2 separate regions of the Mus musculus genome follow, and region 1 is linked to region 2. A link is a loop called in an ENCODE intact Hi-C map of the cell type or tissue named here. Cell type or tissue: left cerebral cortex. All regions are shown on one strand. Links, peaks and the distances in the headings refer to the core of each region. The heading gives the core; the rest is flanking DNA. Region 1 holds the start of Gm31063 (a long non-coding RNA gene). Region 2 has its middle 140 kb from the start of Gm25599.

Region 1 (15,256 bases), core at 2,322-10,321, 200 kb before region 2:
AGAACAAATAATTTATTGACCAAATACACAGGTTAAAACCCACATAGTTTGCCCTAGAGCCTGTTTAGCTAGCCTCTTCATGGCAGTGCCTACCGTGATTGAATTTCAGTAAATCAACTTAAAGGGCTTAACACAGCGTTCATACGTAGCAATATTTGAAAGTATCAGGTATTAATTTCTTCTTGTTGTAGACATAAGGTTAAATCTTCTGCTATTCCCTTTATGGAAGTCTGTGGAAATAAAAAAGAAACATGACTTTGAGTTCACCATGTTAAAATGCACAACATCTGAACAATATTGCCAACTGTATGCACATATAAGATGTAAAAAAAAATTCTGTAGAAATCTATAATTTCAGTAGTGGAAGTTCCCTGTGAGTGATGCTCACGGTGGAAGAATGCTCATATAAACGGTCAGTGAAGCAAATGAGAAGAGGTAACCAGCAGAAGGACTGCTCAGATCAGACTGACCTGTGCCGTGTCTACGAGGCAGTTTAATTGCTAACTGATGTAGGACAGCCAACCCACTGTGGGTGACGCTGTCCTCGGTGGATAGGCCTGTGCTGTGTAAGAAGGTAGCTGAGCAGTCCAAAGGGAACTGTGTCAGCAAATAACATAGCTCTTGTGCTCTCTGCCTTGAGCCCCTCCCTTGGCTTCCCTGGCAATGGAGTGTAACTAGTAGGCAAAATCCCTTTCCTCACCACACTGCTTTTGGTCATGGTGTTTATCACAGCAACAGAAGAGCACATTAGGACAACTGTGTCTCAAAATAAAACACTACCAGCCACCATCTTATCCCCCCACCCACCCACCCACACACACACACACAAAGGCAAGTGCTAGTAGTTCAGGGAATCCTAAGCAGATGTAATACAGAAATATATTAGAAAATAAAGAATAGATGAGACATAGTTAGCTTCAAATTAATGTGGTGGAAGAAATTCATATTATAACTAAATGAAAGTGAAGTGTAAATGAAAGCAATTATAAGAGGTTGGTAGACATGGATAATTGACAAAACAATTGCGGTTCCAAAGACAATGGCAAGGGGAAGTATTCAAAGATACATACTAGAAAATGTCCTTAGTAAAAACGTACATGCATCCAATCGGAAACATTTATACTAGATTACCAACATCGAAATGTGTTGCTGAGTATTAACAAGAGAGAATTATTTATCTATCAGGAAGAGGGGAAAGTACTTTAAAACAGGAGAACAAGTCTAGTTCTCATGAGAACCTTTTTAATTGTTGGTCTGGTGAGACAGGATCTCACTGTGTAGCATAGGATGGCCTTCAACTCTTGATCTTCCTGCCCATCTCTGATTTTATCAGACTTCTGCAGAAACACTTAGTTTTGGAAGAAATGCAGATGCCTACTTTTCTTAGACAAAAGACTGCACCCTCTCTTGTGGCTTGAATGTGTACCCTTTATGAGGCCCATGTGTTTGAACATTTGGTCACTAGCTGGTTGCATAGTTTTGGAAGATACGGAAGTCTTAGGAGGTGGGGCCTCCCTAGAGGAGGAAGTGAGTCACCCCACTTCCTTAGTCCATAGAGGTAATGTGACCAGCTACCCCATGACCCCTGCTGCCTTGTCTTCCCCACTGTGTAGGACTGTATACCTTGTACTGTAAGAGAAAGTAAACCCTTCATCTCAAGTTGCTTTCTGTCAGGACTTTGGTCCTAGGAACAAGAAAATAAAAACAACCCGAGATGTTATTCAAATGTAAAGGATTTGGGAGTGGGGAGGGCACGAGAGAAGATGAAAGGGAAGGCACCCACTTCTTGTCAAGTGAAGTTTTGCTAATCAAGAAATTAATTTTAAACAAATCAGAGAATGAAGAAATGTAGAAAATATGATAGTTATTTGGCAATGCAGTAGTTTTGCACTAGGATTACAGAGATTCAACATTTCTTTCCTCAAGGAACTGAGCACAGCGGTGATCTAGGGGCTATCATAAGGCAGAGTAGACCAAGTATATGATATTGCTTTGGTTAAACAGATGACAAAGGAATGATGCACCAGGTAACAGAAACCTGAGACTTGAAGGATGAGAACTCAAAAGAAGAAAGTGACCTAAAGTCTCTCCAATGTCAGCTGGCACTGTGAAATGGTTATGTGGCTGGAGATGTGGAAGTATAAGAATTTGAGCCTGGAAAGCCCTAGGCAACTCCTGAAGGAATCTGGAAGGTTTAAACCTAGAAAGAATGGACTTCCACACTTAAAAGAAAATGGTTGCTAGGGCCTGGTGTATGACAGATAGGAAGTGGGGGAATTATTGCTTGCTTTTGGTAATGAAAAATATATTCTTGAGGCCTGCTGTACACCATTTTTATTGTTTAAAGACAGGATTTCCTATAACTCAGGCTGGCCTCCAAATTACAATGCAACTGTCCAATGGGGGTGGCTGTGATCACGGGTCCTCTGTCCAATGGGGGTGGCTGTGATCACGGGTCCTCTGGCCTTGGCACTAGTGTTACAAGCATGTGCTGTCACATGCATTTTTCATCTACTCTGTGTGTGCGTTGTTGCTGTTGTTTGTTTTGTTCTATTTTTTAAATAGGGTCTCACATGTACCTCTGGCTGCCCCAAAACCTTCAGACTAGATCAACCTGACCTCAAACTAGCCATGATCCTCTTGCCTCTGACTTTTGAGTTCTGGGAAGGCCAATATTTATCATGATTTCTATGTAGTAATATACACTTAAATATTTGTCAAGAGGACCCACCTGTGGCACAGTCCTGTAAATCCAGCTATTTGAGAGACTGAAGCAGGAGGGTAGCAAATTAAAGGGTTATATCGTCCAGAGAGTGAATTCAAGTCCGTCCTGGGCAGCTTAGAGACACCATGTCTAAAAAAGGGAAAGAGGAACCAGGGATGTATCTTAATGCTAATATTAAGACTTGTGTTGCATTTATGAGGTGCTAGGTTCAATTCTTCATGCTGCAAAAATTTAAGAGTGTGAATCTCACACTCTGTATTCTAGCCATGAAAGAGAACAAAACTCATAAAGGGACACAAGGAAACTTCCAGAGGCAATGGATATATTTACTGCTTTGACTCTGGTGTTGGTAACCCAGGAGTATGTACATGTCTACTCATTACACATCTACCCAGCGAGGATTTTTGCCAGTCTCATGGGTTCGAAGCCCTGGGATCCTTAACACGGCTGTGCCCATGGCAATAGTGTCCATTCACTCAGGACTTCATCTGCTCTTCACACAGGTTTATTAATTTATCATGATTAATATTATTGGTGGTGGTGGCAGTCATGGTGGTTGTGTTTGTGCTGATACACACATGCCGTGGCATGCATGTTGAGGTCAAGGACAACTTTTGTGGGTCAGTTCTGTCCTTCCACCTTGAGTTTTAGTGACTGAACTCAGGTCATAGGGCTTGTGCCATAAGAGTTGCTGAGTCAGTTTGGGGAGCCCTTTTCTTTCTTCTTGTGACTGTATTAACTGCACTCCAGTATACCTATTAAAACTCTACTCTGTGATGACTTGGAGAGATTGCAGAATTTTATACACAGTATGGATGGGGTTCCTTGTGTTAGGTTGCTTAGGAGCAGACATGCCCATAGGCACAGCATGTAATCAGGGCAAGACAGAAGGACGAAGTGCCCTATGACACCATCAGGTCCTCATGTCTGGAACAATTCTATTTCCCATTTCAAATGAGACTTCGTTTTGGTATAATGACTTTTTTCTCAGAAGTGCTTCTTTAATCTCTGAGTAGTTGTTTCATTTTGCCTTGTTTTGTAGCATCATTTGTAGTTTTAGAAGAGACAAAACATTTTCTCCTGGTCCATTACTTGTATATTCCTTCCGTACTTGCCACCACAGCCAGTTATTTGTTCATTATTTGACAACTTGCAAGTTTTTTTTTTTTTAATTCCAGATAATTTAAGCAAAACACAAACCTCAATACTGGATCTATTATCAATGGTGCTTTAGGTATTTGAAGAAGAATGGGGCATTCTGCCTATGGAAAATTGGAGCTAGAAATCACTTTCAGTCTGCCTTGACCATAGCTCTCAAACTTTAGTGTGAATATGGGCTACTTTGCATTTTGTTAAGAATGCAGATTTTGGCCGGGCGGTGGTGGCGCATGCCTGTAATCCCAGGACTTGGGAGGCAGAGGCAGGCAGATTTCTGAGTTTGAGGCCAGCTTGGTCTACAGAGTGAGTGCCAGGACTGCCAGGACTGGACAGAGAAACCCTGTCTCAAAAAACCAACCAACCAAACAAACAAAAAACCCCTCCCCCACAACAAAACAAACCAAAAACCCCCAACCCCCCCCCCCAAACCAAAACCAAACAAACAAACAAACAAAAGAATGCAGATTTTCGCTTGGGGTGGTAACACGGGCCTTTAATCCCTGCACTTGGGAGGCAGAGGCAGGTGGATTTCTGTGAGTTCAAGATCAACCAGTCTACAGATGGAATTTCAGAACTGTCAAGGCTACAAACAAACAAACAAAACAACAAACAAAAAACAGGTTTGGGGGGAAGGATTACGATCCTGGATTTTAATGAACGTATCTTATTTACTTTGTCTTTTATGGTTAGGGGTTAACAGGCTCAGTAAACACATTGCCGCTGAGCTATACCCCTGCCCAAGAGAGGCCAGTGCCACTGGCTTATAAACTATGCTTTGGTACCAAAGTACTATGATTCAAGTAAAAATATTCAAATGCCCTTTAATAATATATAGCAAGCACAAGCATTTAAAAATTTGTATGTGGGCTAGAGAGATGGCTCAGTGGTTAAGAGTACTGACTGCTCTTCTGAAAGTCCCGAGTTCAAATCCCAGCAACCACATGGTGGCTCACAACCATCCGTAATGAGATCTGATGCCCTCTTCTGGGGTGTCTGAAGACAGCTACAATGTACTTACATATAATAAATAAATAAATCTTTAAAAAATAATAAAATAAAAGTTTGTGTATGTGTGTGTGTTCAAGTGCTTTAGCTGTGTGTAACACGCGAGTTCCCTGTTGGTGGACCAATACATTAAATCAGTCACTCATTTCTGGCCATTACAGGGTTCTTCTGAATCACACTGCAGTCACTTCTGTCAAGTCATGTCCTAGGGTGTCCTGAGGTGTTGTCACTTTGATGTCTGAGGCTGTGATTGCTTGGACCAATTTCCACTAGATAAGCCCATTTAGTCCCTCTCCTACTGTCAAGAAAAGCCAGGATTTTTGTTGACATAAAGGTGAACAATTGGTGTATAAAATCATGATCTTATTATTTTAAATTCACTTATTCAGAGGAAAACCAAACTGAACCCTACAACCATATTCTAAGTTCCGGATTCATTTACCTTGACGGAGACTTTGGCTATAACACTTTCTAAAGCCAATAGGAAGCACAAAAGGGGCTGTGGAAATTAACCTGTGCATAAGGGACTTGCTCTGTAAGTGTGAGAACCTGAATTGGAATCCCCAGATTTACAGAGGGTACGGCTGCCTACAAACAACCACAGCATTGAGTAGTGAAGACAGGTAGATCCTGAGAGCTTGTAGACCAGCCGGCCTAGCCATTTCCATCTGAGAGTAAGAACCTATCTCAAGGCAGTAAAGCAGAGAGCAATAGAAAAGGTCATCTATCAATCTTCAGTGGCCTCTGTATACCTGTGAGTGGGTGTATCTCACACTCATGTTCATGTTCCTCATCATATAACACACAGAGGTGGGGAGGAGGATTAATTACTGGGAATATTTATATACATATCCCATATATATATGCACATATATATATGTATATTTATATATCCCATATATACATATATAGACACACACACCATTTGTGATATGTATGTGTGTGTCTCTATCTCTGTCTCTGTCTCTATCTCTCTATCTCTATCTCTATCTCTATCTCTATCTCTATCTCTATCTCTATCTCTATCTCTATCTCTATCTCTATCTCTATCTCTAATCTATCTATCCTAAATGGGCAACTACTCGAACAGTGATATTGGAAATCCACTTTTGACATGTTTATGGTTCAGCATGACTGGAGTACAATGTCATCTCTGATTTAAGAAGAAAGAAAGAAAAGAAAAAGCTTGTTTGAGCTGGAAAAGCGCCACTTGCAGTTCCCTTTTCTCCTGTGAATCAGTCTCACACACAGCCTGTGTGGTCGACTGCTAACCTGGCTCACCAATGTGATGGATGCAGCATTTTTCCTTTGCATTTGTGCCTTTTGTCACACTTCAAAGGGCATCAGAAAAAGTGCTGAGAGAACATAGCTTCTCCAGAGTGTGCCCCATGCCTTGATGACATGCATTAAGATTCAGAAAGAAAGAGACAGTCTCTTTAAAGTCCAAAGAACTATTATTTCTGTGTTACCAGTTTTGTTTTTCTTCTTCTTTTTTTGTCTCTAAACATCTGTGGCTCTGTCTCGGGATTATGCCGTGCACTAAAAATAAAGCTGCAGCTTGTGAGTCACCTTGTTGTCACTGAGTCAGGGCTGTAGATTCTAGGGGAGAATCAGGGGCATGGGGGTGTTGTAAGAATGGTAATAAAATTGCTCATTCTGAAATGAATTCTGAGCATGATCTTAGGTGCTTGTGCATGCCAAAAACATCAACCTACAACCGAGAAGCTCAGACTTTGTCCTGATTTTACGTGTCCTGAGGTGATGCCACTTTGATGTCTGGGGCTGTGGTTGCTAGGACCAGTTTCCACTAGATAAGCCCATCTAGTCACCATTTTATTGTAAAGAAAACAGTATTTCTGTTGACATAAAGATTATCCGTGCATGGAATCACAGTACTGCGTATGTTCATTGTTTTAAATCCACTCATTCAGAAGAAAGCCAATTGAGCCACACAACCATATCCTAAGTTCAAGATTAATTTACCTTTACAGATATGTAGGCTGTAAAATTTTCTAAAGCATATAGAAAGCAGGAAACAATGTGAATTCTGTATCTCTATTGGCCTCCATGGCTCTCTGGAACCTGTGTGTGAATTCTACCTATTGAGCTGTTTGCTGCACATGTTTGCATGTAACAGAGTCTGTACTGAGCTCATGTTTCAAAGAATTCAGCAGATCATACCCTGCCCCCAAGAAGTCTCAGTCAAGATAATACTTTAAAATCATCAAAACCACTCAGTCAGGGCTGGAGAGATGGCTCAGCGGTTAAGAGCACTGACTGCTCTTCTCGAGGTCCTGAGTTCAAATCCCAGCAACCACATGGTGGCTCACAACCATCCGTAATGAGATTCGATACCCACTTCTGTTGTGTCTAAAGTCAGCTACACTATACTTACATAAAATAAATAAATAGATCTTAAAAAAAAAACAAACTCGACTCCTTCACCAGTGTGGAAAGGGACAAGTGAGAACCTAGGTGGTGATGCTGTCATCAGCACAGGGCTCTGAACAAAACAACAGCTGAACCCTCCTGTGGGAAAACTTGCCCCACATTCCAGCATCTTACTTCATCTTTAAAAATTAATTATATCGACTATCAAGTGTTCTGGTATTTAAATTTTTTCCACAGTAAAATACACACATGCTTTCAAGGTATACTCCACTTAAAAGTATAAAAATTAAACTTGAAACTGGCTTGGTGGCTGTGTCAGACAGTGCCAAGGTATAGCTCTAGTAGTATGCCTTTGAAATGTTGAAACAAACATTTGAAAATTGTTTACTAAAATAATAGGCCCATTAAATTTGAAAATGGGAAGATAGGTAAAGATGAATAATAGGTTGAATGGTGGAATCAATATTTTCATCGTCCTGGTTCGGTGAAGTGAAAGGTGAAAGGTCAAATTTAAAGAAACTAAACCAGTCAGTGGTGGCACACGCCTTTAATCCCAGCACTTCGGAGGCAGAGGCAGAGGCAGAGAGGCAGAGGCAGAGGCAGAGAGGCAGAGGCAGAGAGGCAGAGGCAGAGGCAGAGGCAGAGGCAGAGAGGCAGAGGCAGAGAGGCAGAGGCAGAGGCAGAGGCAGAGGCAGAGAGGCAGAGGCAGAGAGGCAGAGGCAGAGAGGCAGAGGCAGAGGCAGAGGCAGAGAGGCAGAGAGGCAGAGGCAGAGGCAGAGGCAGAGGCAGAGGCAGAGGCAGAGGCAGAGGCAGAGGCAGAGGCAGAGGCAGAGGCAGAGGCAGAGGCAGAGGCAGAGGCAGAGGCAGAGGCAGAGGCAGAGGCAGAGGCAGAGAGGCAGAGGCAGAGGCAGAGGCAGAGGCAGAGAGGCAGAGGCAGAGAGGCAGAGGCAGAGAGGCAGAGGCAGAGAGGCAGAGGCAGAGAGGCAGAGGCAGAGAGGCAGAGGCAGAGAGGCAGAGGCAGAGAGGCAGAGGCAGAGAGGCAGAGGCAGAGAGGCAGAGGCAGAGAGGCAGAGGCAGAGGCAGAGGCAGAGGCAGAGGCAGAGGCAGAGGCAGAGGCAGAGGCAGAGGCAGAGGCAGGTGGATTTCTGAGTTTGAGGCCAGCCTGGTCTACAGAGTGAGTTCCAGGACAGCCAGGGCTACACAGAGAAACCCTGTCTCGAAAAAAACTAAAAAAACAAAACAAAACAAAACAAAAACAACAACAACAAACCACCTAAACTTCCCAACATAAAGTGCTGCGTTAACACTTACTCATTTTTTTCTTACATATATGTGTGTGTCTCTGCTTGTCTACATGTGGATACTCTGGTTGTAAGCCACCTGATGTGGCTTGGATCCACTTGGATCCTCTGCAAGAGCAGCAAGTGCTCTTAACTGCAGAGCCATCTCTTCAGGTCTTAGGTCCTCACATTTCTAAAAATGATCCAATAACAGCCACCATGCTGGTATATCCCATAGCACATAGAAAACATTTGAGGGGGTATCATGGACTTTAAATGTAAAGCACATTGGGACCATGATGCTATGAACCTTTTCAGTACCAAGCCCCAAGCTTGCAATGCAGTGCTGGGTTCAGTCACAAAGGAAGGCGTATCCTCTCTGACCTATAAAACTTACCTGATTGATTGTGCTTCATTCTGGCCGACAAATGGGAAAATTACTGGCCAATTGGAGTATATCTAGGAGAAAAAGAGAGTAAGTTGAAGCCACATAGTTTGAGATATAGTTGAGAGAATGTAAAATGTATTAAATTGAAAAAGAGATAAATGGGCAGGTTTGATTGCATCTCTTTTTCTAAAAAGTTTTTTCTAAAAGTAAATTTCTTTACAAAAATTTAAAGAGTATTTTTCAAGGACTTTAACTTTATGTGAGTTTGGCCTGCATGTGAGCAAGGTGCTTGAAGAATCCAGAAAAAGGCATTGGATCCCCTGGACCTACAGTTAGTCTAAGCCTCTGTGACTCTCAGGATTGTGCTGTTTAATATAGGTGCTAAACATTGAACCTGAGTCCTCTGCAAGAGCAGCTAGTACTCTTAACCCCTGAGCTGTCTCTCAAGTCTATAATTGTATCTTTAACTGGGTAAAAGATCACTGCCTATAAAAATTTTTATCTATTTTGGGAAGCTTCAGCGGCCTTAACAGAGGATGACAGTGTTGGGATACTATGGTAAGAGAATTATCGGAAATGGGCACATTTCCTTAGGGGTGATTCAGTATCATAAACAGTTCAAGTACTCATGCAAAGACCTGTAAGCTATGTGTCTAGAATCTTATGGAAAATATCCTCTGTCTAATACCTTCTCCTTTAGTTAATGATCATCTTAGCGGACATCATGGTGTGAGCAACAGTGACTACAGATAAGTACTTGGAGTCAGGGAGGAATACAATGAAAATGAGAAATAATCTCACTAAGGGAGTTGAACAAAACTGTTTGCCCAGGCACTTGTGGCTAAACATCAGCCTGTAAGTAGAAAGGAAGAGGTGATTGACGCAGGGTGTCCATTTGATCACTCAGCGAGACGCTATGTTAACAGGAATGCCTCAGTATTCCTGTAAGAGGGTTTCCAGAGGGCTTTAACTTGCAGATGGAAGGGAAAATCCACACTGACCATGGGTGGCACCATCTCACAGACTGGGGTCCCACATTGAATAAAAAGAAAAATCTAGTCAGGTGAGCACCAGTGTTCATCTTGCTTTATCCACTGACCACAGATTCACTAGGACCCGCTGCTTCACGTTACCTCAACCTCACCTTCCTCTCCGGGACCAACTTTATCTCCTCAAACCACAAACCAAAATAAACCCTTCCTGCTGCAGGTTACCTCTGTCAGCCATTGTATCACAGCAATGAGAAAGGTAGCTGATACAGTAAGTATTTGCAGTAAAGGGATATTCATTAGAATGCACCAAATGAGGAGAAAAGGGGGTCAATTGTATTGAAAATACAAAGAAATAAAGAATTTTTTCTCTCACTCTCTGAGAATGTAGTTACAGATTAATAATGCAAACCCAAGTTTTACATATTTCTGTGTTTCTTTTTTCCCTTGTGTAGTTTTATATATTTCTGAATATTCTCATTCACACATCCATTTACAACAGAACACACAAAGCAACTCCAATTTTAAAAAAGGTCCATCCACCACATTTCCCCACAGACAATGCCCTCAGCTTGGACATAACAGATTGTGTTTAAGATAGTGCAAAAGTTCCACTATTTTCTTCTTCTTTCCACATTTTTGGTTGTGTGTATTAATGGGTGAATATCCCCTTCTTCAAAATGTTATTTTTATCATCTGCAGAACCTTATGCCTGCATTCTCATTTGGGATGTTGAGGGAGGAGGATAAATGGAGTTTCAGGCTAGCTAGAAAATATGTTATATATGTCATATATATCATATAATTCATATATTCATATTCATTCCCATGAGTTGAGTTCTAGACCAGCCTGAGCTATAGAATGAGACTCTGTTTCATACATAAACACACACATAAACACACATACACACAAGTTATTAATACTTTTGTTCTTTGTTTCATCATTGATTATAAGGTTCCCTCTATTACTATAGTCATCCAGGTGCTGGCTCATACCTGTAATCCCAGCACTAGGGGAACAGAGACAGAGGATTGAAAGTTTGAGGCCAGCTTGAACTACACAGCAACTTCCAGGACAACCTGGGATAGAAGATCACATAACTGAAAAAACAAAACGAAACTAAAACATCATTAACTAAATAATGGGTGGGGCTGGCAATTTTGATCCCAGTGGCATCTAACCAGCTATTCTTCAGGCTATTACTATACAACAATAAAAACAGTTGGCTGTAGAATTCTACTTTACTCATTTCCATTATACAGTTTTATCTAATGGATGGTTAAGGCCCTTCAAAACTATTATACAGTTATCATTAGTTCCCATCAAGCCAAAGTGCTAAAGTATGTAAAAGCTTACAACTTTTCTTCTTCTTCTTCTTTTTTTTTTCAAGACAGGGTTTCTCTGTGTAGCCCTGGCTGTCCTAGAACTCACTTTGTAGACCAGGCTGGCCTTGAACTCAGAAATCCACCTGCCTCTGCCTCCCGAGTGCTGGGATTAGAGGCGTGTGCCACCACTCCTGGCTTAATTTCTCCTTTTCAAACATCTCATTGCCTCTATACCACTCAATATACATTTGTTTAGTAATTAATCTACTATAAATGATCTGAATATAAAGAGAATCTACTGTAAATGATCCTGAGATAAAGAGGTATTTGTGTTTTAAATCTTTCAATTATTAAATTTAAGACTTTGACCTCTACTAAGGAATTAAATAATACACTCTATCAAATCAATTGAGTCCAGTTTACTTTTGGTCAACTGTTCTTGCATACGGGGCTTGCCCTGGAGTGTGGTCCATATACCAGACGTCACAGCATTAAAGAAAACTGCCTCCCTCTCTTCCAGTAGCTATCAAATGCCAATAGCTCCTTAGATAGGTCTGGAACTTCAGACTTTCTCTCCACTCTCATTCTGGTTGGTCTGGGTAGAGTTTATGCAGGTTTTATGCATGCTGTCACAATGTCTGTGAGTATATATGAGCATCTGACCTGCTGTGTCCAGAAGACATTTTTTTTTTTAGAAGGCATCTATCACTTCTGGCTCTTAAAATCTTTCCACCCACTATTCCATGAAGATCTCTGAGCTTTGAGGGGAAGTGTATGATATAGACATCCATTTAGGGTTGAGTGCCTTAAAGTCTCTTATTCTCTGCATGTTTACGAATTATAAGTCTTTGTTGGTGGAACTGTTTGGGAAGAATTAAGAGGTATAGCCTTGTTGGTGGAGGTATGTCACTAGGATTGGATACTGAGATCTCAAAACCCCAAATTATCCCTAGCTAGCATTCTCTCTGCTTTGTGCTTATAGATCAGGATGTAAGACCTCAACTACTGCTCCAGCACCATGTCTTGCATGCATGCTGCCATGCTCTGTGCAATGATGATAACTCACCCTTTGAAACTTCAAGCCCACAATACACTCTTTCTTTTGTTAAGTTGCAGTCTTATTTCTATTGCTATAAAGTGATCCCATGACCAAGACAACTCTTATAAAATAAAGTAGTTGATTGGGGGTTTGCTTATAGTTTCAGAGGGCGAGTCTATTATCACCATGGCAGTGAGCATGGTAGCATGCAGGCAGGCAGGTGTTGGAGCAGTAGGTGAGAGCTTTACATCCTGATCCACAGGCATCGGGAACAGAAAGAAACACTGGTGTAAGCTTCGGAACTTCAAAGCCCATATCCCAGCAATACACATCCTCCAACGTGGACACACAGATTAATCCTACACTGTGTGAAGGCATATCTCTGTCCTTCCTTGCCTGTCCAAGGCAACTTCTGATGGCTTAAAATGAAAAAGTCTATGGCCTATAGCAAAAGGCAGAATAGTAAGGTGGGGCTTGCAGACAGAGTAGCTCTAGGAAAGAGAGGGGCATAGAAGATTTGCCATCCAGAGGAAGTAGGACCTATGAAACTGAAAGAAAGTAATCAGCCATGTGGCAGAACTTAGAATAGTATAAATGGGATAAGTGAGTTACAAACTCACTGGAAATAAGCCTATCATAAAGGCCGAAAGCTTATAAATAAAAATAAGTCTCCATGTGATTGTCCAGACCAAGGGTGAGCATAGAAAGGCCCATCCATGGTTACAGGGACTAAGCATATAAGTATATGAGCCTATGGGAACCATTTTTTATTAGAACCACCACAGTTGTCTTGGCTATTTATGTCTTAGGAGGGAGAAAATGAGTGATCCTACTGCTTTGTAAAATGCAGGTATTTGAATACAAGAAAATATTAAAATCACAAGTCATGCTGGATCCCATTTAAAAGATTCTCTAGTGATCAAACTTAATAATTACTGTTCTAAGCCATTGGCCACCATTAGCAGGCTATGATTCCTAGACATCCTTATGCTAATACTAATATACAGGATTTTCTTTTCTTTAAAGTAATCTACTAAAAAACATTATATACAAATTGCATTAGACTGCTCTCTTTACAGTATTTCATGTGACAACTCATGAAAAAAATATAAATTTGTAGATAAAGTAGAATATTCTGCTCATTTGCTAAGAATGAAGTTTAATAACCCAATATAATTAAAAATTAAACATGTCTTATTAGATACCAGTATTAGTGGTAGTATTACTTTGCAATAAAACTGCTTGTGATAATAGATATGTGGGGTGAAATTAGCAATAACTATAAGCTGGTAATGCGCTGGCTTTGTTGATTTCTTAGGAAACATGACTTAGTCTTTTGTGTCTTTCTAGATTTTGTTAATATGCAACTTTTATGGCAGCAGATATATTTGATATATTTTCTTTAGCAGAAGATAAATGTTGAATAGACTTGATTTGAACTGCTTAAAAACAGCTTTGGTAGACTTAACAAATATGTATAATACAAATTTAAAAACAAACAAACAAACAAAAAAACCACTGGTTTCAATTTGTTTTAAGGATTGTATTTTCTTTGGCCTTGCTTGCTTCTTCCACATTTAACCTATTTTTAAACTAGGGAATTGTCAGCTGCATGGTAAGATGTAGATTTTGTGACTGGTATCTTTTGAATGTGTATTTCATTTAAAAATGACTAGTTATGTTTAAAACTCATTATCAAAATAATCTCTGTTGTTGCTTATATGTTTCAAAAAAGAATTTATCTTTTTAGCATTTGGCCTTGTATTTATGCATAATGTACTTTTAAAATACATACACTTCATGTGGTGATATCTCAGTTGGTGGGATGTTCTTGGCAGAGTAGTGTTGGCAGCCTAAATTGGAGTATTCTGGACCAAAGCTAATTTAGTAATTTTCTGTGGATTTGTTCAATGTTGCCCTTTCATAACTCTGGGAGGATTTTCTTATTCACACAAAAGTTAAACTAAATGTAAAGCTAAAAAACCAGACTTGTAGGAAATATTTCTTAAATACTGACAATCGCGTCTTCTTATTAGGTATGGAAAGGCAGAGAGCACTAACCCCTGCGTCCCCACTGAGTCCAGGCTTAGAAGTGGAAGATCTTAGAGTTTTCTTTGCAAGAACTTTTTCTAATATACTAATAATCATGTTTTTGCTAAGAAAATTCAATGTTTCCTTAGTGTTAGAGGATTCCTCATTGATTACTTAAATTTTTGTTTTATGCTGTAGAACAAATCCTCAACTTCTTGAATCTTGATAAGTGCCTTACCTCCAAGTTGTATCTCCTGACCCCATGTGTTAGTTGTAATACGATGATTGCAGCCAGCCATTGCCAGCCAGTGGGGAACACACAGCAATTCCAACCTTTGTCTTCTCCTGGAGGTTCAATGAATTTAGAAATATTCAGGTGACCATCTCTCATAATCTTATTCTCATAAAAGAAGTCAAACATCTGGTCAGCTTCTAGTTACCAGGTACTGAATTCAACATTATCATTGCATTAACATAATGTTCATAGTATTTGTATACAACTGATTATTCCCATGTACAGATAAGGAAACCTAAGGCTCAAAAGAGTTAAGGGTAAACCAGCCAAAAGTTGAAGAGTGATTCCACAGTTTAATTGGAATTATATTAAATTCCACTTGCTGATCCCACTGTTTAAACTATTCCAATATTTAGACTGTGGAATCAGCCTAGCTGCCAGAACTCTGAACCATTTTCTGGTTTAACTGTTTTTCACATAAATGTTTGGTGATGTTTCAATACTCTACAACTGTCTGTCTCTATCCTGTACCCAGGCACTGTTCTGTGGAGATGCCTAAAAGTGGCAATCTTACTCTTGCCTTTTTGTGAAAGAAGCTAACTAGAAAACATATTAAGATAATAAATCCTTACAGCCCAGCATTGGGAGTTTTGTACAATGGATTGTTTTTGAAATTATGTAACTTTCCCT
Region 2 (15,256 bases), core at 2,771-10,770:
AGACTCCGTGAGGAGCCCCTTGCTCAGGTCTCTGGACAATAGCGGACACCCAAGAACTCATGGGAGACCAAGCTTGATGCAAACCACATGAGGCTTTATTCCGGGGAAAGCTAGAGCTCTGGGGATGACTCATATCCCACGCAGGGGTAGAGGAGTCAACCCTGAGGGAAAAGGGGGTCTCAGTTTTTATAGGCCCTGGGGGGGGGGGAGGAGAAGGGGGGAGTAGGGGATTTCCAGATCTAAACAATGTCTATTCTCAAGAAATGAATATGGGAGGGGTACAAGGAAAGAGTCTGGTGCAGGTGTAGCAACTCCGGATTGGCCTAGCTGTGGTTGCTGGGGAGATTTTCTGACTCTATCAGACACATGGGTTCAAGGAGTGGCCAGAGCATTGTGTACCTCTATTTTTCTAAATCAGTGAAGCTAGTTCTGCTAACAATGAAATCTATTTTGCCAATTTCAGGGCTTCTGTGACCTTTTACATTCTGTCAGGATCTTTCAGCTGCTCTGCCCTCTTTGTGTAGATGTTTCTATGAGAGCACAAGCTAAGTTAAGTAGCTGACAGAAACAGACTTGTTTGTTTATTGTCTCACCTTGTGGAGGTCAGACTCCCAAGGTAGGCTGTTTTCAGGGTTAGATCATTCTGAAGGATCTGAGGAGATTTTGTTCTAGGCTCTTCTCCAAGTGGGTAGGGTCAATTATTTGTGTTCTTTGGCTATTAGCTGTAAATTCTGCATTGACCTTCATATAATAGTCTTTTTGTGTGTCTGCTATGGTATAAGCATGGGTATATTGTGTCTCATGGGGTTTATATTCTGGAATCTTGATTTCCAAGGTACCAGCGGTAGATGGTGGAACTCTTTAGATGGGAGATGTTTAGAAGGTAATTTGGTCTGAAAGAGTGCACCAGGCCAGCACTAGTAAAGTTCTTGTGAGATTGTAGCCCTTGACAGTCTTGAGATTTTATGGAAGATCAACACTGGGCACTGACTTCTTGCCTTTCTTTATGATCACTCTCTGTCTCATAATCTCTGTTCATGTTGCTGTTGGCCATGTTTTGACCCATTTAAGGGAGTCCTTGCCAGAGGCTGGACCAATGGAGCTGGATCATTTGGATTTCCAGCTTTTATTACTGTGAACTACATAAACCTTCTTTTAAAAAAAACTTTACAGATTCAGGTATTTCACTAGAGCAATAAAACAGGCTAATATGGTATCTCTGTACCTTCCTTTTTGCTATACATATAAGGAAGTCACTGGATTAAGAGCCTACAGTACATTTAGGATGAGGACCCAACATATTTGCAAAGTTTCTATTTTTTTTTTTTTCTGTTTACGATTATTTGAGCATATATCTTTTGGGACTGCTTTCTTTCCTGCTAGAGGCCTTCAGTAGGTTATAGTGAAAGACCTACAACATGAGGACTCCCCCACCTTCTGACTCAGGAGAGGCGACTTGCCAAGTCACTCACGAGAAACGGCCTTGATGCAAATTGCAAGAGGACTTTTTATTCCAAGAGCACTCTGGGGCCCACAGTCATACACCACGCATGGGTAGAGGACTGTGGCTCCCCAATAGCTGGGTAAGGGGGTTTTTAAAGGAAGAAACCACAACTCAAGGGGGTGGGGAGGACATTGTTGGAAAATACCAAAAATACCAGTTAAGAGTCATGAGGAAGTGGAAAGTCAAGACAGTTTTCTATGAGCCTCTAACAATAGCACATTTGCATATCGGGTTCCAGCAATGGTCAGGGTGGGTCAGGGTGACTTTCTTTGAATGAACACTCCCTGAACCCAGGAAGCGGGTGGGTGGAGGAATGTTGCTATCTGTTTTATGATTAGCATGCCTTGGAGCATTGAGTCACAAAGGTCACATTCTCAAGCCTGGGCCTAAAGGCCTAGAATTTTGTCTTTTTATGTTATACTTTTTCATTAACATGAGCGACACTTTTCATATACAGATGAACAGAGGTTGAAATTTCTTGTCTAGCAGAGGGTAAAACAAGTTTGCTTCTCAAATCTCATCCTGGGGCCAAGGCTTTTTTCTGTATCTCCTCTCTTGCACCTGTTTTGCTTATGTGTCATTTCCCCTTTTAAGGGAAAATTGCATGTCTTTAATATTGTTCTTACAGTTGATAACATGGCTTACTGTATGAGCATCAGGCTTAGCTTCCTCATGATAGCTAAGTTCTATTAGCAAAATCTTCCTAAGGAGAGCCCCAGATCTTTGCAAGTAAAATGGAGAGACTCAGTCTGCTTCTGATTGGTCTTCTCTGGCTCTCCCCCAAGCCAGCTCAGGACTCCAGCCAGCTGTTTTTATCACTCTTCTAACACTCATGCTCTGCCATCCCACTTCAGCCTGAGGTGAACTCTCCTGAAGCCCTGAAAAGTCTTCTGATGGAGTCTACCATCACCTTCTCCTGAAGCTCTGTAAATACTCACACACACACCTGACAAATTACAGACAAGGGAGAAAGGCCAACGTGGGATGTTGGACCTTTTGTTTAAAGTACAGAATCTATTTTGTAGATTACTCCTGCTGAGGACAGACTAGTGCAGGAACATGCTGATTCTTTTTTCATAATTCCCAAAACACAGCCCCCCTTCACAAGAAGTTTTCATCTTCTGAAAACAGATTGGTATTTTCGAAGAACTGATTCAAGCTATGCTTCCTGTAGCAGTGATGTTTAACATTATTGAAGGCTTCTTGTGCACTAGATATAAGTACTGCATCCTATATGTATTCACTTCAGCTTGTGGGAATTTAAAAAAATGGAATGATTTGTTAGGAAACTCTCATAATTATCTCAAGAAATATATATTTTTTAATCAAAGTTTTTATTGCTATCACTTTTTGGAGAATGCTTCTGCTCTTATACAGGTTAAAACCAACCTTGCTTCAACCTTCATATTATTTTCCTATTCGGTCCCTTTTTAATGGGGCTAAAGTCAGGGTATGGGGTGGAGAAATGGGAGGTGGTGGTTGTAGTATGAGTGTGTGTGTGTGTGTGTGTGTGTGTGTGTGTCTGGTTGCCTGGGGGAGATAGAAAGCAGTAGAGAGTGGGGGTGGTTGGGGTGTGTGAGAGAAAGGAGCAGGAACAAGAGCAAAGAATGCAGGGCTGTGTGGGGAGATCACTCAATGGGCAAAGTGCTTGCCATGTGAGCATGAGGGCCTAAGATTAGATATCTGGTACTCATGTAAAATCCAGGCATGGCAGGGTGTGGCTATAACTCCAGTTCTGGGGACTTATAGGGACAAGCAGATCCAGGGGCCTGCTTGTTAGCCAGTCTAGGCAAAATAGCAAGCTTATCTTTAGTTAGAGACCCTGCCTCATAAAGAGGTGGAAATCAATAGAGTAACTTACTTCAAGTCTGCCTCTGGTTTCTATGTGTACTCAGATGAGCTCATCAGCACATGACTGTGTACAACACATACTCACACACACACACACACACACACACACACACACACACACACACACACACAGACACAGACACAGACAGACAGACAGACAGATAGACAGACAGACAGACACACACACACACACACACACACACACACACACACACACACACACGGTAAGTGTGAGAATGTCATAACAAAACCTGTTGCTTTGCATGCTAATTAAAAGAACCTAAGGAAGAGCACCCTACAGTACTACAGGTGTTCTTATGTTTCTTTAGTTTAGCTTTTCCATGGTGACTTTTAGTAGAAGAAGCAATGGTTTGAACCTGACTGTTTTTTGGAGACCCAATTTCTCTGTGTAGCCCTGGCTATCCTGGACCAGAGATCCATCTGCTTCTGCCTTTCAAGTTCTGGGATTAAAACCATGCATCACTACTACCAGGCAACCTGATCCACTTTTAACTAACAAAAAATTCCTGGCAGTAGCAAAATGAATATAGTTACACACACACACACACACACACACACGAGTTGAAGACAGGACACCCTCAACCTCATGCCAGGAATACTCTCCACTGCTCACGTCTATCCTTCTGGCCCCAGTCCATCATGACCCATCACCTCATTTTCTTGTCAGGAACATTATTCTATGGAGTCTTTGTCTTTTTCCAGAATGGAAAGTACAGCTGTAAGAACGAACAACACTATTTTTCCATTCCTTTGGGTAATTTACGTTTCTAATATCATTTATCTCCTGCACGGAGCACCTACATTTTCTTGTCTTTCAGAGAGTTGTATCCATTAAGGAAGCCTGAGATCCGAGTGAAAGCCATCTTAAAAAAAATTCATTATATGTGATTTATATGGTAATAATTTTATGCCATGAAAATTTTCTGTACTGCTTCTTGAAATTCAATAATAAATTTTTGATAGAAAAAAAAAGACGAGGTTGCAGCAGAATCATGTTGTGCTGCTTTGGAAACTGTCTCTCCACATCAGTGATAATGTATGTCAGCAGCTCATGGTAAGACTAAGACATCAGCGAGATGGCACAGGAAGGGTTTGACTTCTTTTCTGTGTAGTTCTGCCTTTTCCAGTTTTTAAGAAATAATTTTTAAAAATAGTATCTGGCCTTTTAAAAATTATGTAGCCCTATGAAATACTTCTAGTCACATACCCATACTTTTTTTTTTTAAACTGTGGCTATTTCTAAAATTAGCTGAGTTCCTTGTGTTGACGTTAAGAGTGTCTACTGAAGCCTGCTTTGTATATTTTTCTGAGGACCTGCAGAATTGACATATCTTCTCTTGACAGACATTTTGTGATCCTCAAAATGCAGTACCCAGGAAAAATTCACATTTGAAGGAAAGAAGGTTTCACCTCAGCAGGGAAACACACCGTGCCTCCTCACTAGAACAGTTCGTGAAACATCTTACACAGATGTGCCCATTAAAAAAGCCTTCACTGAGAAACAGTGCTCCACTGCGGCATGGCATGAGCCAGCGTCACAGATTCTCTTTTAAGCCTGTAAACAAAGGTAAGACATCAAGCAGGAAATGTCAGTCCTGTTTAAAGAGTAACTTGATCAAACACAGCACACAGTTCAGCCTGCGGAACAACAAGCTGGGTTAGGCCCCTGACAGTTTACATCATTTACGACGTATGTAATGAAGTTTGGATTAAAATAGAGAAGAAATGCTTAAGTCAACAAAAATGTAAACATTACCATTATTTTATTTTACTTAAATAAATATCTAGGCAAATGTCTAAGTTAGACTGGACCTCAGTTTCCCCTTTACTACAGGGGATTGAACCTAGGGCCTCAAGTATCTCAGACAGGACCTCTACCACTGAGCGACTACTGCCCAAGCTCCCGAATCACTTTAGTTTAGTTTAGTTTTATATTGTTTTACTTTTGCTATGCTGGAGATCAAGGCCTGGGCCTCAGGCATGCTTAGCAAGCATTCTCACTGGCCAGCCATAGCCCCAGTCCACCCAAATTGAGTCTTTACAACTTAATTTCCCACTGCAGTTTTTTAGTAAACTCCAGGGTGAAAAATTACTCCAAGACATTGTTTTCTAAAGTGGTTATTTTCTGGGCTGGAGACATGCCTCAATTGTTAAAGAACAACTGAAGCAGGGGGGTTTGAGTTCGTATACCCCAGCATGTACACAACAGGGCTGAGTGGCAGGCGGATCCCTGGAGCTCACAGGCTAATTAGCTGAATTGATTAGCTCCAACTTCAGTGAGAGATCCTCTCTCAAAATAAGAAGGGGGTAGAGAGTGATTGAGGGAGAGGAACACCAAGTTCTGGTCTCTACACAGATTCCCACAAGGGAGAGGAACACCAAGTTCTGGTCTCTACACAGATTCCCACACATGTCTATTACACTTGCCCAAATTAGTGCATGTCTCCACTTGGACACCTAGATAACTGATCCACATGAAAAAGGAGACTTTTGGGATAGCATTTGAAATGTAAATGAAGAAAATATCCAATAAAAAAAAGAAAACAAAAACAAAAATGAAAGACAAAAACAAAATAAAAACTAAGCTAAACAAACTCCCAAAACCTGGAGCTTTTGCACAAAAATCTAATGCTGTCTTTGATAATCAATTAATTTAATCACTCAAGGAATTCAGTCTTTTCAGAGGGGTCCTGGTTTTGGGATGCTGCTATTCTTAATCAATCATGAACGGGGACATGCACAGGGCTTTGAATACGCCTTTGTGTCATTTTCCCCTCCTTAAAGTCTTAGTCTCCAAGGACTCCAATACGATGATCTACATTATCGTGGACCATGTTCCACGAGATCCTCTTTGAGTTTATTTTGAACATATTGAGTGCGAGCTCACTGTCATGTTTCCAAGTGAAATGTCTGAAAAATTATCAGACTGGATCCTCTGAACAGAAGTTACTCAGAATTTGAAGCACAGGAGATTTGCTATGTAAATGTCTGAGGCAGATAAAAGCGGAGGACTCGGAAGCCCACAGGGAATCCTGCAAAGGCACCATCTGTGAGGAGAGCAGGGAAGGACAGGGTGGAGGAGCTTCACAGCACACTGCTGTGCTGAGCAAATTTCAGCCAAGACAACAGCAATGCCACAGCAACTGTTGTCCCTCAGAGGAGTCCGATGTTGCACAGGGGCACACAGTAGTCACGCCATGTTTGCTTACAGGCTGCGAAAAGATCCTTCCTAGAGAATGTTGAGGTAGATTCTGAAGTGAAGGTTGTCAGCTAACTTAAGCCCCTTGTCCCATGTTCTTACTTCAGGGGGAACCTGAGCACTATACTTTCATGGCCTCCACAATGGCACACGGATGAGGTCTACATATGTGAATCATAGGAATATCACGTGTATCATATGCAAGCCTGGTGCCTTAGGAGCCAGAAGGGGACATCAGATTTCCTGAGACTGCAATTACAGATGGTTGTGAGCAGCCATTTGGATGCTAGGGACTGGACTTAGGTCCTCTGTAAGAGCAGCAGTCCTCCTAAACGTTAAGACCTCTCTCCTGCCTTAAAAACTTAAGGGCTGCCAGGACATTTTTTTTTCAAAGAAGAAACATTTTTGGCTTTGAAAAATAGTTCAAGAAGCCACTTGATGTAGATTGGTCTTGTCTTAGTTGATGTTCTATTGCTGTGAAGAGACATGACCATGGAAACTCTTATAAAAGAAAATATTTAAGGCTGGCTTACAATGTAGAGGTTTAGTTTTTATCATCATGGTGGGAAGAATGGCAACTTCCAGGCAGGCATGCTGTAGTCAAAGTAACCGAGAGTCCTAGATATGGGTCTGCAGGCATCAAGAAGAGAGCCCAGGCCTGGCTTGAGCATTTGAAACCTCCAAACCCACCCCCCAGTGACACACTTCCTCCAACCAAGCCACACCTACTCCAACAATCCTTGTTAAGCAGTGACTTCATTCTATAATGACCAAGCATTCAAATATATAACCCAGTGGAAGCCATTCCTATTCAAACCACCACAGAAATTCTGAAGATTTGCAAATACTAGCTAAGGTGCTTTGTATGAGAAAAAGCTCTCCTACAATTTACATAGCAAATACTTAGTGAACAAGTATGTTTTGCAGCACAGACAGCAGCCGATCCTCTCCAGAGCCTATATTTGTATTCTAATGGAGAGAGAGGTAACAGATAAGTGGCCCGTGTCTGTGATACTGAGTGCATCGGAGTCAAGGTGAAAAGACAGCAGGAGGATGGATGGGAAGATGGAGGGAAAGCGCTGCTATGGTGTCTGAGGAATGTTTCACTGATCTGGAAATTGCGCAGACCCTGCTTCGATAACTAGGGAAGAACTGTTGTCAGAGGGAAAACAACGGAGGAGAAAGAGGAATGGTACCTTTTCCTGGGGAGGACTTTGTGTGCGGGGCTCATGAGCAAAGTAAGGAGTGGTCAGAGAGACTTAAGAGATACTGACGGCCTGAGGTCATGCAGGGCAAACTGCAAGGTCCTTTCTCAGAGTGTGATGGGAAGTTGTCCAGAGAACAAGTGAAACACATTGAGTCATTTCTGTGTGGCAAATGGGTGGCAGAAGGGCCGTTCTGAAGCAGAAAGATGGAGGGGATCACAACAGTTGAGGGAAGATATGAGGACCTGACTTTTCTGCTGAGGTGAAGGGGCAGAGCCGTGTGGTGGACAGGGAATAAAGAGCATGAGGGGCTGCAGTGGGCACAGCCAGAGAGTGAGTTCTGGCTGTGGGCGGGAGGGCAGCTATGTCAAAAAGCAGATGTCAAATATTACCTATGGAATTGTTGTTAGGCTTACGTTTCTGCCTCATATTTCTATTTAGACTATTTCTCTCATGTTATGGTTTGTATATGCTCGGCCCAGGGAATGACACTATTAGAAGGTGGGACCTTTTTGGAGTACGTGTGGCCTTGTTGGAGTAGGTATGTCACTGAGGGTGTGGGCTTTAAGACCCTCATCCTAGCTGCCTAGAAGCCAATATTCTGCTAGTAGCTTTCAGATGAAGATGTTGAACTCTTAGCTCCTTCCTCACCTTGCCTATCAGGATGCTGCCATGTTCCCGGCTTGATGATAATGGACTGAACTACTGAACCTATAAGCTAACCCCAATTAAATGTTGTTCTTATAAGAGTTGCCTTGGTCATGGTGTCTGTTCACAGCAATAAAACCCTAACAAATACACCTCACCTCTCTCTCTCTCTCTCTCTCTCTCTCTCTCTCTCTCTCTCTCTCTCCACAGAGAGACAAATAACAACACAGATGGATGGATCATCTATAAACAATCAAACTGGAAGCTCATTCCTGTTCCACAGCAGTTATGTGATGGGTAAGAAAGATAGAGCACATGTGGGATTGTCTGCTAATTTCCCACCAAATCCAGCTGTCTATATTACATTTATAGAAACTCAATCTTTGCTGGGCAGCTAGAATGTTGCATCCTCTATTTTTGTCTTAACCCTAAGACTTGAATCAGTCTGTGGGCTAATGAGCAATAGCAGGAAGAGGTCCGAGGAAAGTTGATAGAACCAGAAGGCTATTGAGAAGCCAGTGCTGGGTCTTTGTTTCCCACTTCCTTCCACACATCTTGCTTTGTTGATTTTGTTTCTCATCACTTACACACACCAGGACGGCTGGAGCCTCTGTAGTCATATGTCCTTTTAAATACCACTGGGCGTGGACTTTTTTGGTGGTACTCTTTTGGTGGAACAATAACAAATGTAGTTTGAGGTTCTTATCTCAGCCCTCCTTTTGTGTGGAGAAGCAGGTTTACCTCTTTGTCCTAACAGTGTTACATTGCTGTCAAAAGCAACACCACTGCCATTTGTTGCACATTGGTACATTTTAAATATCATACTAAGAACTTTATAGAGTTAGCTCAATTGATCATCACAGTCACCCAGTGACATAGGTTCTATTTCCATCAATAATAGGAAAGGGATATGTAAAAAGCCCAAGACCACATAGCTGGTGTGTAACAGAAATGAGCTTCTAGCTTGCTTGTTTGCTTTTCTGGTGTGGAGTACGTTTACCTTAGGGCACTCTCATGGAGGGATAAAACATAACTGAGGTCCCAAGAAACTTCTTACAACAATGATGTTTTCCTAAACTCTTCAACATCACCAACTTCTCAGATTTGTCTACTCTCAAAGTTTTGACAAACCCCAAGCTCTCCCAAGACCCTGTCACTCACCCTTGCTACAACCCAGTAGGATGTTTAAGCAGTACCAGAAGTGACTTTCCACAGTTTTTCATGACCGCAGTCCCTCCACCAGGGAGCGGTGCTCTCAGAGGGAAGGGCTTTGTTTGGAATCAGAAGGAGGCAGCAGCTGGCCTGAGATTCTGGCTGGCATCTGGTCTCAGGCTCATTATGGTTGCCTGTTGCTCTCTCAGATGCCATGAAATGTTTTTCCTCAGAGAACAAAGCTTCCAGAAACTCTAACACCTGTATCGATGGCTGACTAAAAGGAACACTTACCTGCTAAACTTCTGGCTAGCTTTCAAGAAGCTTGGCAGAGCTTTCCTGCTGTTATTACACTGCTATGAATAATGAATTATTCTAGATAGCTAGACCGATTTCATTTGGAACAGCTTCATTTTAAAAGTCTCTATTTAAAAAATTCTAGTAGTCATTAAGAGCCCATTAGCAAAGTTTTTGAAGAAAATAGAATGAAGGTCCCTAGGAGGCTGAAGTGGCATGTGTGGTCTTATGTAGATTTTATTTTACAATTAATGGAGATCACAAAGGTGAATGGCCACAAATAATGTCTCTGTGCCATCAGTCCTCTGATGCTGGGAGGAAATGGTCTCTTCCTTCTATCTTCCATCCCTTGGTAGGAGCCCTGGGATTATAGAGGGGCAGGATCAAGTCTGGCTTTTATTTGATGTCTAGGGATTTGGATTCAAGTCCTCACGTTTATGCAAGCAGTTCTTTCTCCACTGAGCCATCTCCCCAGCTCCTCTTGAAGGCAGTCTATGCTCCAGGCCTCTTGAGATAAAGCAGAATTTGATAATATGAAAATGACAGTGGATGAATTGCCAGAAATCACAGTGTCTGTACTTTCTCAAGTGCCTGCACTCAGGTTTATAACTCTTTGGCAAAAAAACCAAACCAAACCAACCAAACAAACAAACACCAGGCTTTACAGTATTTTAAGCAAAAGTCTGTTCTATACTTCAGGAGTATTGTTGAAAGACAAACAGCATGGCTTGTTGAGTATGGTCGTATTGTTGGGACAGATACTACACTAATTGTTTCCCACTGCTACCCTTTGTCCATTTCTTATATACTAGAATAAGAATGCACTTAGTGTTTTTAAATTCTATTCTTTCATTCACTTTAATTTTATTAATTATTAAATTGTGGCAAAAGTTTGGGTGCAGAAGAAATATAAATTACTGATTATAATGAACTTTGATTATTTTTCTATTTCACTTAATTAAACATTATCATTCTTCATTTGCATGCCTTCTTGAGTTGACTTTAGTGTTCTTTTTAAAAAAAAATCCCCAAGTTTCTCTCACTCAGAAAGTGGATACAGGATTGCTTTATAAGTAAAAAATAGATTATATTTTCTTATAATTATCTTAATGGTCACACAAAGAAATAAACTAAAATTTTAAAGTAAAAAATTCTATTTGTTATTGTGAAGGGAACCATCCGTTACAAAACAGCACTATTGATTTAGTGGGAAAGGTTCCCAGGCAAAGACCAGCTTGGTACTCTTGATGAATGACCTGGCTGTGTTTGTAGTTGATGAGTGAATTCCTTAGCAGTAACTGTATCAGCAGCAGCAGTTTTCTACACTGTGCAATGTATTCTAATGGTTTTATTTAAACATTTTATTATTTACTAAATCCTCCATGAAGAAGCCATAGTATCTTCGTGCTCAAACTGCATACTCTGCTGTCTGTTTTTAATCTTCTCTCTGTTCCCTAACATTGTGACATTTTGTATATGGCAGAAGAGGGCAAACACACAGCTCCAGGTCTTTCTTTCTTTTTTTCTTGTAAAGCCCATAATACCACCATGGGGACCCTATCTTTATGACTTCACCTAATCTCAAGTACCTCACACAGGCCACACTTTCAAGTACATATTCACGTGGGCAGTACTCATTCAAACCAAAGCCCTGGGGGTTTCTGCTTTTACATTCAAATAACTATTTTTCTTTGTGGGTTGTATATTGAATACGAGTCATTACTGTTGATTAGGAAATTATTCAATTAGCTGGTTGTTCAATGTCAAACATTTATTTGGAAAATATAAAATAAGTATTTATAAAGTATTTGATAGATTTAAATAATCGTATTATTACTGTTTGGGGATGATAGAATTTCAGAGTAAATATGCTGGAAAAGAAGTTTTTATCTGTTGTCTTGGGCTCTCACATTTGTTCATCTTTGCCTAGCAGAGTAATGTTCCCAGACTTAAAGAATAAGCCTAAAGCATTTTCTTCCATGGTATAAGAAATTTTTCTTGGAAAGTATAAGTTTGCTTAACTTTTCCTTTCAGGTGGGTTATTGTTGGACTTTCTTAGATTCACAAATCTAGAGAGCATTTGTAGCTTCTATGCTGGAATTGGTTGCAACAAATAGGACAATTTGCGAGTCTTTTCTGACACCCAGGGTAGAAGAAGAGGGAGACAGAGGCATGTTTGTGTGAAGAACTCCATTACTGCTACTTCTCAAGGTTTAGACTTGGAGGCCATAAAGAAGCCTATGTCTAGGAGTAAGGAAAAGATGGAGTGACAGTCATCTTTCCTCCACTGTAACAATTTCTGAGACAACCCTCTCAGAGCCATAAAGAGCAAAAGCTTATTTAGGAGGTTTTTATCATGAGGAGCTGTTCTTGTTGACTTGGGACCCATGGTGGCCCAAGTCATGGGAAAATATGACAGACTGAAATCATTTACTCTTATGGCCCAGAAGTAAAAGAGACAGCAGAAACTGAGGTCCCAAGATGCCCTTAGAAGGTATGTTCTCAGTGAATTGAAGATTCCCACTAGGTTCTTCTTCTTCTTAAAGTTCCGACCAAGCTCCAATACCACCACTCTGGGAACCAAGCCTTAAATCCACGAGACCTTGATGTCTTTCCTGTTTCAACTCTAATAGATGGAAAATTAGGACTATGAAGGAAATGACACTGAGACAGAGTCTTGACCAGGTAAGACTGAAAAGCTAAAGTTTTGTGGAAGAGTACTGTGTGTGTGTGTGTGTGTGTCCCTTCATCTTAGCATAATTATTTTCAAACCTTAGCATGGTCAGGGTCTCTCAAAGAGACTGATAAGTACAGATTCTTTTGGGTTCTACACCAAGCCTTAGTTTTTGACTCAATAGTTATATGCTAATGCTTGTGTTTTCATTTTCAGTTTTTTTTTTGGGGGGGTGATGAAGCAACCATAGGACCATGCTTTGAAAGCCATTTGCCTCTTCTGAATTTTATGTTAGGCTGAATGAGGGATTCTTTGAACCCAGAATATTAGGATTTTTATATTAACCAGTGAGGAATTGTGGGACATCGGCAACATTAATCCATCAAATGCATTTCTGCAGCATGAACAACTTTTAAATTTTATTTATTTTAAAAAATAGTTAAAAATATTTATTTCATTATTTTTATGTGTGTATGTATAGTATGGTGTGTGTGTGTGTGCGTGCACGCGCGCATGTGTGTTACCCGAGGAGGCCATAAGATGACAATAGATCTCTTGATCTCTTGGAGTTATAGGTGACTGAACTGTCCAACATGCAGTTAGGAACTGAATTCAAACTCTTTGTAAGAGTGGCAAGTGCTCTTAACTGCTGAGCCAATCTTTTCCAGCAGGCATTTTTTATTATTAATATTATTTTTGCATGTGTATATGCTATGTGTGAAGACAACATTGTGGAGTTGGTTCTCTCTTTTCACCTTTACATGATTTCCTGGGTTTGGACTCAAATGATCAGGCTCGGCAAGTGCTTTACCCACTGAATCTCCCCACCAACCCTGGACTTTTGTCTACCTATGTCTGTTGTTTCTGTGAAACAGTGAAAGACAATGGCAAAAGACGCATGTGGCTTCTAATTCTATACTTAGAATTTTGAAAGCAGAATATGGAATCCTTAATTTTTTTGTCTAGTTCTAATGAACATTTTAGTTAATGTGTTTGTTTTTATTAACAGTATCTTAGATAAGTTATTTGGTGAATTTATAAAACACATCTGTATATTTTCACTAATGTTAATCACATTTTAATTTTTAATTACCACACATAAAATAATGGTTCCATAATACTTCTAAGTTGTAGGTAGAGTCATTATGAAGTTTACCGAGTGAAAAAATGGGAGGTGCTCTGAGAACCAAAAGTTTTTCTCTGATCCTTATTCTATCTTGAAATATAACTTTACTTACATTGAGTGCTTGAGAAATGGAGAATTTAAGAAATCAAATTTCAAAACAAGAACATTAAATAGTAAGAGAGAAGTAAGGCAAAGCATGGTGGCCCTGACACTAATTTCATAGTTGACAAATATTTTCATTGGAAAGTAGGGGCAGAAAATGCCAGAGACAGAGGATGAGAGGTGCTGAAATCTGTATTCTTGTGACTTGGATGTCGCTGGACTTCCGAACTCACAGAAACTGTGGTTCCCTGCATAAGACCAGAACAAGACTGAGCCTCTCAACAACCCATATCGGATCAGAGGGGAGGCTCTGTGGCCCCACTCCTCCCTAGGGTGCCATACATGGTAGTGGTAGCTAAAGGAGGCCTAATCATATTTCTCATATTTTAGAAGCTACCATTGCTTTCCTTAACTTCATGAAGTTTAATTGCCACCTAATACCTATTGCTGGTATCTGAAGAACAGTATGGGTATAATTTTCTAAGAAGGAATAACGACTAGAATTTATACTCAATATATAATCACTTTCTTCAACAGAAAAGTCCTTTTTTTGGCTTCCATTCGAAGAATTTTTTTTTCTGGACACGTGAAAGTAAAACTCTAGAAGGGCTCATTGTGTAGACAAAATGCTTTGTGTGGTTGTGCAACCAGAAATTATGAGTTGAAGACCAACTTCAACATGAATTCAATATTGGACAGACAAGTTGTCATTTCCCATCAATTTATACCTAAACATAAAATAAAGAACATTCTTCTAGCTCACTTACTTCACCAGTTGGTATAGTTTTCTTTATTGCCAATGCATGGTGTGCTCAGCAGTGTGGACAACATGAGAATTGTTAGTTCAGCATCCAGCAGACCGATGCTGTTTTAGTAACTACCAGAAAAATTCCATAACTGTTACATAATTAAAAGAACTAAAAAAAGAACTGTAAAATTAAAATCATAAAGATTTTTCTATAAACTTTGTAGAATGTTAGTACATGTTCCTACATCTATGTCCATGTGGGTAGCACTAGCTGGATTGAAAAATGACTGGTTAGGGAGGTGCGGAAGATCAGGGAGGAGTTGGAGAAGCAGAAAAATATGATGAAAATATTGTATGAAAAAAACTTCAAATAAAAGTGCCAAGACAAGAACAAAAATACCCCCCAAAACACCCCCCCAACCACCACCACCACCACCACTACCACCACTACCACCACCACCACCACCACTACCACCAATAACAAAGTCCAAGAAGTTGGGAGGGGGAAGAAGAGAGGGAAAGATGGAGGGTGGACTTGATGGAAAAATACTATATGCATGTATGAAATTCTCAAACAGTAACAAGAATTTAAAGGAAAAAAGGAATCAAAAGAATATATAACGGGTAACATTCTAAAGTTTCAAAGATCTTACTCATTCTCAGGGCCTTTTCTGGGATTTACATGATGAGCTCAGGTTAACACTCTAGAATCAAATACATTGTATGGAA

Evidence for each region. A loop is a pair of places that touch in the nucleus more often than their neighbours do. Peaks named below come from ENCODE experiments on the same cell type or tissue, not always from the same donor. Only the 100,000 strongest peaks of a DNase experiment are listed, where the experiment ranks them.
Region 1: a loop joins it to region 2, with 2.0 times the contacts of the local background. A loop is called at or near these places in 2 of 42 quality-filtered maps.

The regions. Positions count from the first base shown.
Region 1 is chr12:65,187,876-65,203,131 of GRCm38, forward strand. Gm31063 (a long non-coding RNA gene) reads right to left here and starts at 14,676. Exons shown (of 3, transcript XR_001780620.1): 1 at 14,570-14,676; 2 at 8,957-9,018; 3 at 2,738-2,854. In left cerebral cortex, for the core only: no CTCF peak of the experiment used is centred there; a DNase peak (open chromatin) is centred at 6,420; H3K27ac peaks cover 1,038 bases.
Region 2 is chr12:65,384,110-65,399,365 of GRCm38, forward strand. No RefSeq gene overlaps it. Among named protein-coding and RNA genes, the nearest start is that of Gm25599, 140 kb to the right of the region's middle. In left cerebral cortex, for the core only: no CTCF peak of the experiment used is centred there; a DNase peak (open chromatin) is centred at 6,386; H3K27ac peaks cover 358 bases.